Linked DNA regions of Homo sapiens: all the other regions are linked to region 3. Evidence: chromatin contacts called from ENCODE Hi-C or POLR2A ChIA-PET data. All regions are on one chromosome and are shown on one strand. Each heading gives the region's core, a stretch centred on a gene start or an enhancer-like site at or near the end of the contact. The rest is flanking DNA. Distances are from core to core; before and after follow the strand shown.

Region 1 (2,700 bases), core at 21-2,520, 220 kb after region 3:
GTAGTGGCATTTAGTACATTTGCAGCATGGGGCAACTTTCACTTCTATTTAGTTCCTGACATTCCATCACCCCAAAAGGACACCCTGGACCCATCAGCAGCCAGTCGCTGTCCCCTTCTCCCCAGCCCCTGGCAACCACAAGCCTGCTTTCCTTCTCTATGGACGTGCCTGTTCTGGGTACTTCACATCACTGGCATCATAGAGTGTGTGGCCTTTTGTGTCTGGCTTCTTCCACTCGGCATATTTTCCAGGTTCATCCATACTGTGGCAAGTGTCAGAATTGCCTTCATTTTTGTGGCTGAATAATGTTCCGTGGCATGGACGGACCACACGTTGTTGATCCATTCCTCGCTTACTGGGCCTTTGCATTGCTCCCACCTCTTGGCGCTAATGAATGGCCCAGCCTCGCTTTTTACAAGCCACACACTCCCTGTGTGCAGCGTGTCCCATCCAGCCCCTCGGCCTTACTGGCGCTTTTCCCTTGCCCGTCTCTCCAGGCCTGTCCTTCCGGGAGGCCCTCACCTGCAGGTCCAGGAGGATGGCCAGGTTCTCAGGATCACCGGCAGTCACGTGGGGGATGAGGGACGATACCAGTGCGTGGCCTTCAGCCCAGCTGGTCAGCAGGCCAGGGACTTCCAGCTCCGAGTTCATGGTGAGCCCCCACGCCTTCTGGGACCCCGCCACAGGCTACTCAGGAAGCTTCCCACCCAGCTGCCCGCTGCCTTAGAGGGAGAGTGAGGGCTGAAATGGGGGACCTGGTGAGTGATCCCTGAGTCCAAGAAAGCTGGGGGCTGGGGTCGGGGTTGGGGTCAGGGTCAGGGGATAGAGGTTATCTGGCCCAGCATTTTCCAAATCCGTGGTTTCCATCCCAGCTCTAAAAATTTACTACTTATGTTTTTTTTTTGAGATGAATTCTCTCTCTGTTGCCTAGGCTGGAGCGCAGTGGCACCATCTTGGCTCACTGCAACCTCCCCCTCCCAGATTCAAGTGATTCTCTTGCCTCAGCCTCCCGAGTAGCTGGGATTACAGGTGCCCACCACCACACCCAGTTCATTTTTGTATTTTTAGTAGAGGTGGGGTTTCACCATGTTGGCCAGGCTGGCCTTGAACTCCTGACCTCAAGTGATCCTCCTGCCTTGGCCTCCCAAAGTGCTGGGATTACAGGCGTGAGTCACTGTACCTGGCCCAAATTTACTACTTCTGATACCACTTGGAATTATGATTTACTTTTCTTTAAATGAGTCACACTTCCTTACACTGAAACACATTTATTTAAATATCCCTTATTCTTATAAAGGATATTTAATATCGAAACTGTAAGCAGAAAACCAGTTTCGCTTGGCTAAGGAAGCTGAAAAAACAAACACACCCCATAGAGCAATGTTGTAAATTCTCGAGGCGTGGACTCCGCAGAGGGCACCCAGCCTGCATCTGCACTCTCTGTGCTAAAAAGCGGAGAGTAGAAAGTGCTAGAAAGGTTAGGGACATGCATAGTAGCACCAAACGGAGCCTTTCCTTGCTGTAACCCGGATAGAAGGAGATTTGGGAGGGGCGTAACCATTCCATTCTGAGATGCAGTTATTTCATGCTGTGCCCATGTGCCCCTAGCATTGTCCTGGGTAGCATCGGTGGTGAGTGACCAGCCCTGTGTGAAGTCCTCATCTAGTCCAGCCTCTCATTTCACAGATGGGGAGACTGAGGCCCAGAGAGGGGAAGTGGCTCACCCCTGGTCTTCCAGTATGTTAGAGCAGAGCAGGGCCCAGAATCCAAGCCTGTGGCCCCGCCCCCACCTCCTGCACCTTCCACACCAGCATGTCCCCATGCTGGCCTCTCCCATCTGTCCCCAGACCCCTCCCCTCCTTGTCCACCATGCCTTCCCTGCCCCCGCAATGGAAGCCTGTGGTGTGTCTTGTGGCCCAAAGGCATGAGTCTGCTGCCCTGGGGAAGATGCCAGAGGCCTCAGCGGCTGCCTGTGACCAGCCCCACCTCTTTCCTTCTCAGCGCCCCCCACTATCTGGGGCTCCAACGAGACAGGCGAGGTGGCCGTCATGGAGGACCACCTAGTGCAGCTCCTGTGTGAGGCTCGAGGAGTGCCCACCCCAAACATCACCTGGTTCAAGGACGGGGCCCTGCTCCCCACCAGCACCAAGGTGGTCTACACTAGGGGCGGTCGGCAGTTGCAGCTGGGGAGGGCCCAGAGCTCCGATGCCGGCGTCTACACCTGCAAGGCCAGCAATGCTGTGGGGGCCGCAGAGAAGGCCACCAGGCTGGATGTTTATGGTGAGCAGCCAGGGGCCACGGCAGCCGGGGTGGGCAGTGGGAGGGACTCAGCCATGGTGGCCCCTGCCTGTCTCCAAAGGAAGGCTAGGTGGCCACTTGGAGTGGTCAGAGGCAAAAGGATAATGGGACCAAGACATTATCTAGGGAGAAGGGTCCTCCCAGCTTATGTGACTTCCCTCATACCTGTAAGGAAACTGAGGCCAGGAGTGGAAGGGCCTGTCTAGGAGGCCATGGCGGAGCTAAGTGTAGAATCCAGGTCTCCCCTCATGGTGTGGGGCTTTTCACTAAACCATGCCCAGAACCCTGTGACCACCACAATAATTAACTGCCCTCAGCTCATCACTTCTGTAAGCTAGACCAGAGGGGCACTTTGCAGCATCAGCTCATTTGATCAGCTGGCAAAGGGACTTGAGCTCTCAT
Region 2 (2,700 bases), core at 127-2,626, 140 kb before region 3:
CAAAATGCTGGGATTACAGGTATGAGCCACCGTGCCTGGCCTAAGAGTTTAATATTTAAAGCTTAGCGCATCCCTCAGTTTCACTTTACTGTCGTTTGTACTGTTAAATTTAAATTCATTTCTTTATATATATGATATATACGATATGCAATTTGTTGTATAATATGATTTCTACCTAGTTACCCTCTATATACAATGAGCTCCAATTAAAAACAGACCAAGACTTGAATGGTTCATTTTTTAAAACCATAAATGGCTCAAATGTATCAAAAGATGTTCAACCCCCATGCATACTAAGAGAAATGCAATTTAAGACCTAGATGTACCAGTTGTTAAGTAGCAAATTGACAAAGATCGGTTTGGAAACAGAAAGCAGCAGTGAGGGTGAGGTTGAGCAGGCCCTGTTACTCTGCTAATGGAGTGTCATGGGCCATAGTTTCTGGAAAGGGACTGGAGATCATGCCACTGCACTCCAGCCTGGGTGACAGAAACTGTCTCAAAAATAAATAAAATTAGGTTGTTCAGACTCAGAAAAAAAAATTATATTAGGAATTTCAACCTATACTACCTTGAATAGATAGTGACCTCAGGGGTTGGCAAACTTTTTCTGTAAAGGACCAGAAAGTAAATATTTCAGGGCCAGGTGCGGTGGCTCATGCCTGTAATCCCAGCACTTTGGGAGGCCGAGGCAGGTGGATCACAAGGTCAGGAGTCTAGGACCAGCCTGGCCAATATGGTGAAATCCTGTCTCTACTAAAAATACAAAAATTAGCCAGGCATGGTGGTGTGCGCCTGTAGTCCCAGCTGTTCAGGAGGCTGAGGCAGGAGAATCGCTTGAACCCTGGAGGTGGAGGTTGCAGTGAGCTGAGATTGTACCACTGCACTTCAGCCTGGGTGACAGAGCGAGACTCCATCTCGAAGAGAAAAAAAAAATTCAGACTTGCAGGTAAATGCATCTCTTTTGCAACTACTCAATTGCCAATTGTTTGCAAAAGTGGCCATAGACAATACACATGGGCACGGCAACATTCCAACAAATCTTTATTTACAAAACCAAGTAGTGGATGGATTTGGCCCATGCTAAGACCTGACCTACAGGAATCAAAGTCTCACGTTTATGTCTAAAATAAGTTAGCATTCTCCCCTGCAATGCAGAAAAAAAATATTTAATGATAGTTATCTCTCCCAAAGGCCACAATGATTTTTCAACATCATATTACTATTTCAACCAAGTATCTGTTGAATATTCTGTAGCCACACTGGCCTTTCTATTCCTTCTACATGTTCCCGTCTCAGGACCTTTGCACTCTCTCCCCCCACATCCTTACATGTCTGGCTTCTTTTTGTAATTCACTTCTCAAGTGATGGGTTTTCCCTGACCAGCCTAGCTCAGTAACCACCCCCACTTCAATCTCTATCACATCACTGCGTTTACATATTTGGAGTCATACATGCTATCTTTAAATGCTCGAATTCTTTGCTAATTTGCATGCAGTTCTGTTTTCTGCTGTGAAAGGTGAGCACTCCAGGTTCAGGCACTTCCTGTGTCTCGTTCATTCAAGCATCCCTAGTGATTGAAACTCGGCTGGCACCTTGTTGTTCTACTTTTTGTTGTTAAAATCTCATCAGCTCTCACAGGCCGGTGCAAACACATAATTCCCCATAAAGCAAAGCTGGCTAAATATCTTAGGCCTGTACCCTACCGATTCACTCACAATCTACAAATATTTACTGGGCACCTACTATGTGCCAGGCACTGTTCTGCACTATGACACATTAGTGAGCACAACCCAAAGATCTCCACCCTTAAGGGGCTTGCATTCTAGCTGAGAGGCTGCAGGAGACAATGCGCAGTAAATATAATACCCAGATTTCTCTGGGAAGGTTTGGGGAGATGTTATTCAAATGAGGCAAAATTGTAGGAGAAATAAGTTCAAGAGATCTATTGTACAACATTGTGTCTCCAGTTAATAACAATGTATTGTATACTTGAAAATTGCCAGGCCGGGTGCTCACACCTGTAATCCCAGCACTTTGGGAGGCCTCGGTCAGAGGATCGCTTGAACCTAGAAGTTCAAGACCAGCATGGGCAACATGGTGAAATTCTGTCTCTGCAAAAGATACAAAAATTAGCCGGGTGTGGCAGCGCATTCCTGTGGTCCCAGCTACTTGGGAGGCTGTGGTGGGAGGTTCACTTGAGCCCGGGAGGTGAGCCAAGATCGTGCCACTGCACTCCACCCAGGGTGACAGAGTGAGACCCTGTCTCAAGAAAGAGGGAAGGGGAGGGGAGGGGAGGGGTTGCTAAATTGCTAGAAGAGTAGATTTTAATGTTCTTCCCACAAAAAAAATATTAAGTTTGAGTAGTAATGCATATGTTAATTAGCCTGATTTGGGCATTCTGCAGCGTATACATATTTCAAGACATCATGTATACCATAAATATATACAATTTTATATACAAATAATATAGAAATACATATTTTGTCAATTTTCAAAACTAAACAAGAAAACTATATAAAATGGTAGAAAGTTACCAGTAATATAGGAAAACTGAAAAAGCAAAGCAGGCTAAGTGGGCTAAGGGACGAGGTGGGCCTCACTGAGCAGAAACTGGAAGCAGGAGAGGGAGTCAGCCACTTGGAGCCTGGGGAAGAACACATAGGTGATATCTACATGGAAGGGCTAGCGCAATAGCTCTCG
Region 3 (2,700 bases), core at 119-2,618:
GAGTGTGGACCTCGAATGCTTGCAGCATCTGCCAGAGAAGAGGACAGAAGTCAGTAATTTCCCTGTGTGGCTTTATTTTGCTATTACTACTGGTAAATATTCCTCAAAGCCTGAGCATAAGAAATAAAATCTTTGGAGATTGAAATCAAGGGCTTATGTCTGTGGATAGGGTGAGGAAGGGTTAAGAACAACCTGACTAAAGTGTCTTGTGCTCCCGGTGGGTGTGGCTGTTAGCAATATCTTGGTCACCTGGAGAGAGAGAAGAAATTCAAGTGTAACTAGCAGAGTAGCCATGTCTCTCCGCTGCACGTATTAATTCACACTGTAAGTGTCACATACTTTTCTTTGAGTGATTCTGTTTTCTGTTTCCTAGTTCATTTGTGAAAGCAAATTGTTAAAGTGGTGTCCTAATTTTAATGTTGATCTGATTTCCTGTTTCTTTCCTCCTCATGCAGATTGTGTGTTACATATACTTCACTAGGATCATTGCATTTCTCCTCAAACTCGCTGTTCCATTCCAGTGGAAGTGGCTCTACCAGGTACGCTGCTCACAGGGCAGAATGCCAGAGAATTTATGCCTGAGGATAAAGTCTTGAAGTGTAACTTAACAGTTGTTACTAATTTATCTGGGAATGACCACTAAGACCTTCCATCTCTTCTTTTTTTTAACTAAAAATTTTTTTTTTAGTTTTTGAGACAGGGTCTCACTCTGTCACCCAGGCTGGAGTGCAGTGGCGCAATCTCAGCTCACTGCAACCTCCACCTCCCGGGTTCAAGCGATTCTCCTGCCTCAGCCTCCTGAGTAGCTGGGATTATAGGGATGCACCACCATGCCCAGTTAATTTTTGTTTTTTTAGTAGAGATGGGGCTTTGCAGTGTTGGCCAGGCTGGTCTCAAACACCTGATCTCAAGTGATCCGCCCACCTTGGCCTCCCAGTGTTCTGGGATTACAGGTGTGAGCCACCACACTTGGCCTCCTTCCATCTCTTCTGGCCTATAATTGAGATGATCTGTTTGTCCAGAAATGCTGCTGGATTCTATGAGGAATCTGAAAATAATTGCATTCTTGATTTTAGTTTTCAGTCTTAAAAGTCAAGAGAAAAGCTTCAGGTAGAGAAAGATTTGCCCTGAATCATTAGAACTTAGATGAGATGTGGTCCTTTCCTTTAGTTACAGGGCTGAGTAGTTAGAATTCAGGCTGCCCTTCTTCTTTGCCCATTTTATTATTTCGATAATAAGTATCTTTGCGACAAACTAGAACTAGCTTAACTACTAGAGGAAGCCACCAAATGACTTTTTTCTTGAATAACTCACTGGGTGCTGTAGGCACTGTGGGAGGAAGTGGGTATGTGGTGAGCTCTTAAAAGCTACCCATGAAGACTGGTGAAAGCACAGCAGAGCACAGCCTCGGAAATGTCAGCCCTGGGCAGGACACTCCTCGTTTAGGCCTCGGCAAGTCTAAGGAAAATGCCCTGTAGCAGGAAGTGGCATCTGAGTAAAGAACCATCGAGTGGTGGGTTGTGGGGAAATATGTCAGTTTGTTGAATTCCACTGCTTTCTGAAGAACAGTGTTGCTAATCTCTTTATTTTGGGGTGGTTTTTAAACTTGCAGCTCCTGGATGAAACGGCCACACTGGTCTTCTTTGTTCTAACGGGGTATAAATTCCGTCCGGCTTCAGATAACCCCTACCTACAACTTTCTCAGGAAGAAGAAGACTTGGAAATGGAGTCCGTGTAAGAAATCTTTCTTCCCTCTTCCTTAGCCCTGACCCCTTTGCCTAACACAAAGCAGCACAGTGTGAATCGGGTCGGCTGCTCTCAGCATTTCGTGGCTGCAGGGGTGGTTCCTCTATTTTTAGCAGAAGGAAGCGGACACTGGAGCCCCAGGCTGTCTGATCTGGTTTGAAGTACAGTATCTGCCAAACCTAGCTGGGTCTTGTCAGGGAAGATGGAACTTGCCGTTCCACTAAGCATCATTGGAGCCTGCTTTCAAGAACTCAGTGGCAAGAACTTAGGAATATACGTGGCCAGTTCACGAGGGAGAACAGGGGGCCGACTTTCTGTCAGGCCCGCCATCAGGCGCTTACGTCTGAAAATGGAATCTTCTGAGTCATCTCTAAGTCTGCTAATGATCCTCAGACATCCTCTATCGTCAGATAACTGCGTGGCTTTTCACAGCACAATGACTTTGACCTATATCTGAGCACTAATAGGGGCTTTTCTGAGTCACACAGTGAATGACTCTAGGGTCCTATTTTCTGGGAAAGGGCCATCATTGTCTAGAAAAATGAGTAGTGATTAAGCATATTTGCTTGTTAACTGAAATTTGATAAGCCAGGTCAATGCTGTGTTTGATGATTAGCCTAAGGCAGAGTTTTCCCTTCTTGGTTCACTGGTATCAAGTGTTCTGCCCCCAGCCCTGGCAGCCTTTGAATTCTTCCCAATTCAGAGGCTGAGACTCGGCCCATGCTAAGCTCTGCTTGGCTGTCAGCGGGTCAGGCAGCATGGGACAGCTCTCTCTGCTCAGCTCCACGGCAACAGTAAAGGAAGGCAGGTCCTGCCAGCGGGCGCCAAACAGCATCTCCCCATGCAGAGGAAGAAACACCTCCTTCTAAACAGTGGAGAGGAGTGCAGGAGGCCCATCAGCTGTGCCTTTCCCAGAAGTGGCAGGATCTGAGCAAGTGTCTGTTGGTTGAAGAG

Evidence for each region. Hi-C counts contacts between places; a loop is a spot of excess contacts on that map. ChIA-PET counts read pairs that join two places held with the same protein, here RNA polymerase II (POLR2A). Pooled maps may share reads with other maps.
Region 1: a loop to region 3 is called in a map of posterior vena cava, with 2.3 times the contacts of the local background. The contact joins two enhancer-like sites. A Hi-C loop is called at or near these places in 13 of 168 maps with a recorded cell type or tissue (HepG2, K562, Right ventricle myocardium superior and 9 more) and 4 of 50 pooled maps. POLR2A ChIA-PET finds 5 or more read pairs at or near these places in 5 of 52 experiments (A549, AG04450, Panc1 and 2 more).
Region 2: a loop to region 3 is called in a pooled map, with 4 times the contacts of the local background. The contact joins two enhancer-like sites. A Hi-C loop is called at or near these places in 5 of 50 pooled maps. POLR2A ChIA-PET finds 5 or more read pairs at or near these places in 4 of 52 experiments (B cell, CD4-positive, alpha-beta T cell, GM12878 and 1 more).

What each region holds. Positions count from the first base shown.
Region 1 is chr9:130,350,926-130,353,625 of GRCh38, forward strand. It overlaps HMCN2 (hemicentin 2), which reads left to right. Exons shown (of 98, transcript NM_001291815.2): 30 at 498-652; 31 at 2,002-2,280. Among named protein-coding and RNA genes, the nearest start is that of HMCN2, 87 kb to the left of the region's middle. Within about 2 kb of position 1,271, at least 4 of the 41 ENCODE cell types and tissues checked have a DNase peak (open chromatin) inside an H3K27ac peak, as active enhancers do.
Region 2 is chr9:129,987,760-129,990,459 of GRCh38, forward strand. The region is part of intron 2 of FNBP1 (formin binding protein 1); the gene reads right to left. Among named protein-coding and RNA genes, the nearest start is that of FNBP1, 54 kb to the right of the region's middle. RefSeq lists an enhancer at 1,212-1,261 and a silencer at 2,011-2,305. Within about 2 kb of position 1,377, at least 9 of the 41 ENCODE cell types and tissues checked have a DNase peak (open chromatin) inside an H3K27ac peak, as active enhancers do; they include B cell, CD4-positive, alpha-beta T cell and GM12878, where a contact is called at or near this core.
Region 3 is chr9:130,127,028-130,129,727 of GRCh38, forward strand. GPR107 (G protein-coupled receptor 107) reads left to right here. Exons shown (of 18, transcript NM_020960.5): 16 at 456-539; 17 at 1,613-1,734. Among named protein-coding and RNA genes, the nearest start is that of GPRACR, 16 kb to the right of the region's middle. RefSeq lists an enhancer at 1,931-2,150. Within about 2 kb of position 1,369, at least 28 of the 41 ENCODE cell types and tissues checked have a DNase peak (open chromatin) inside an H3K27ac peak, as active enhancers do; they include B cell, CD4-positive, alpha-beta T cell and GM12878, where a contact is called at or near this core.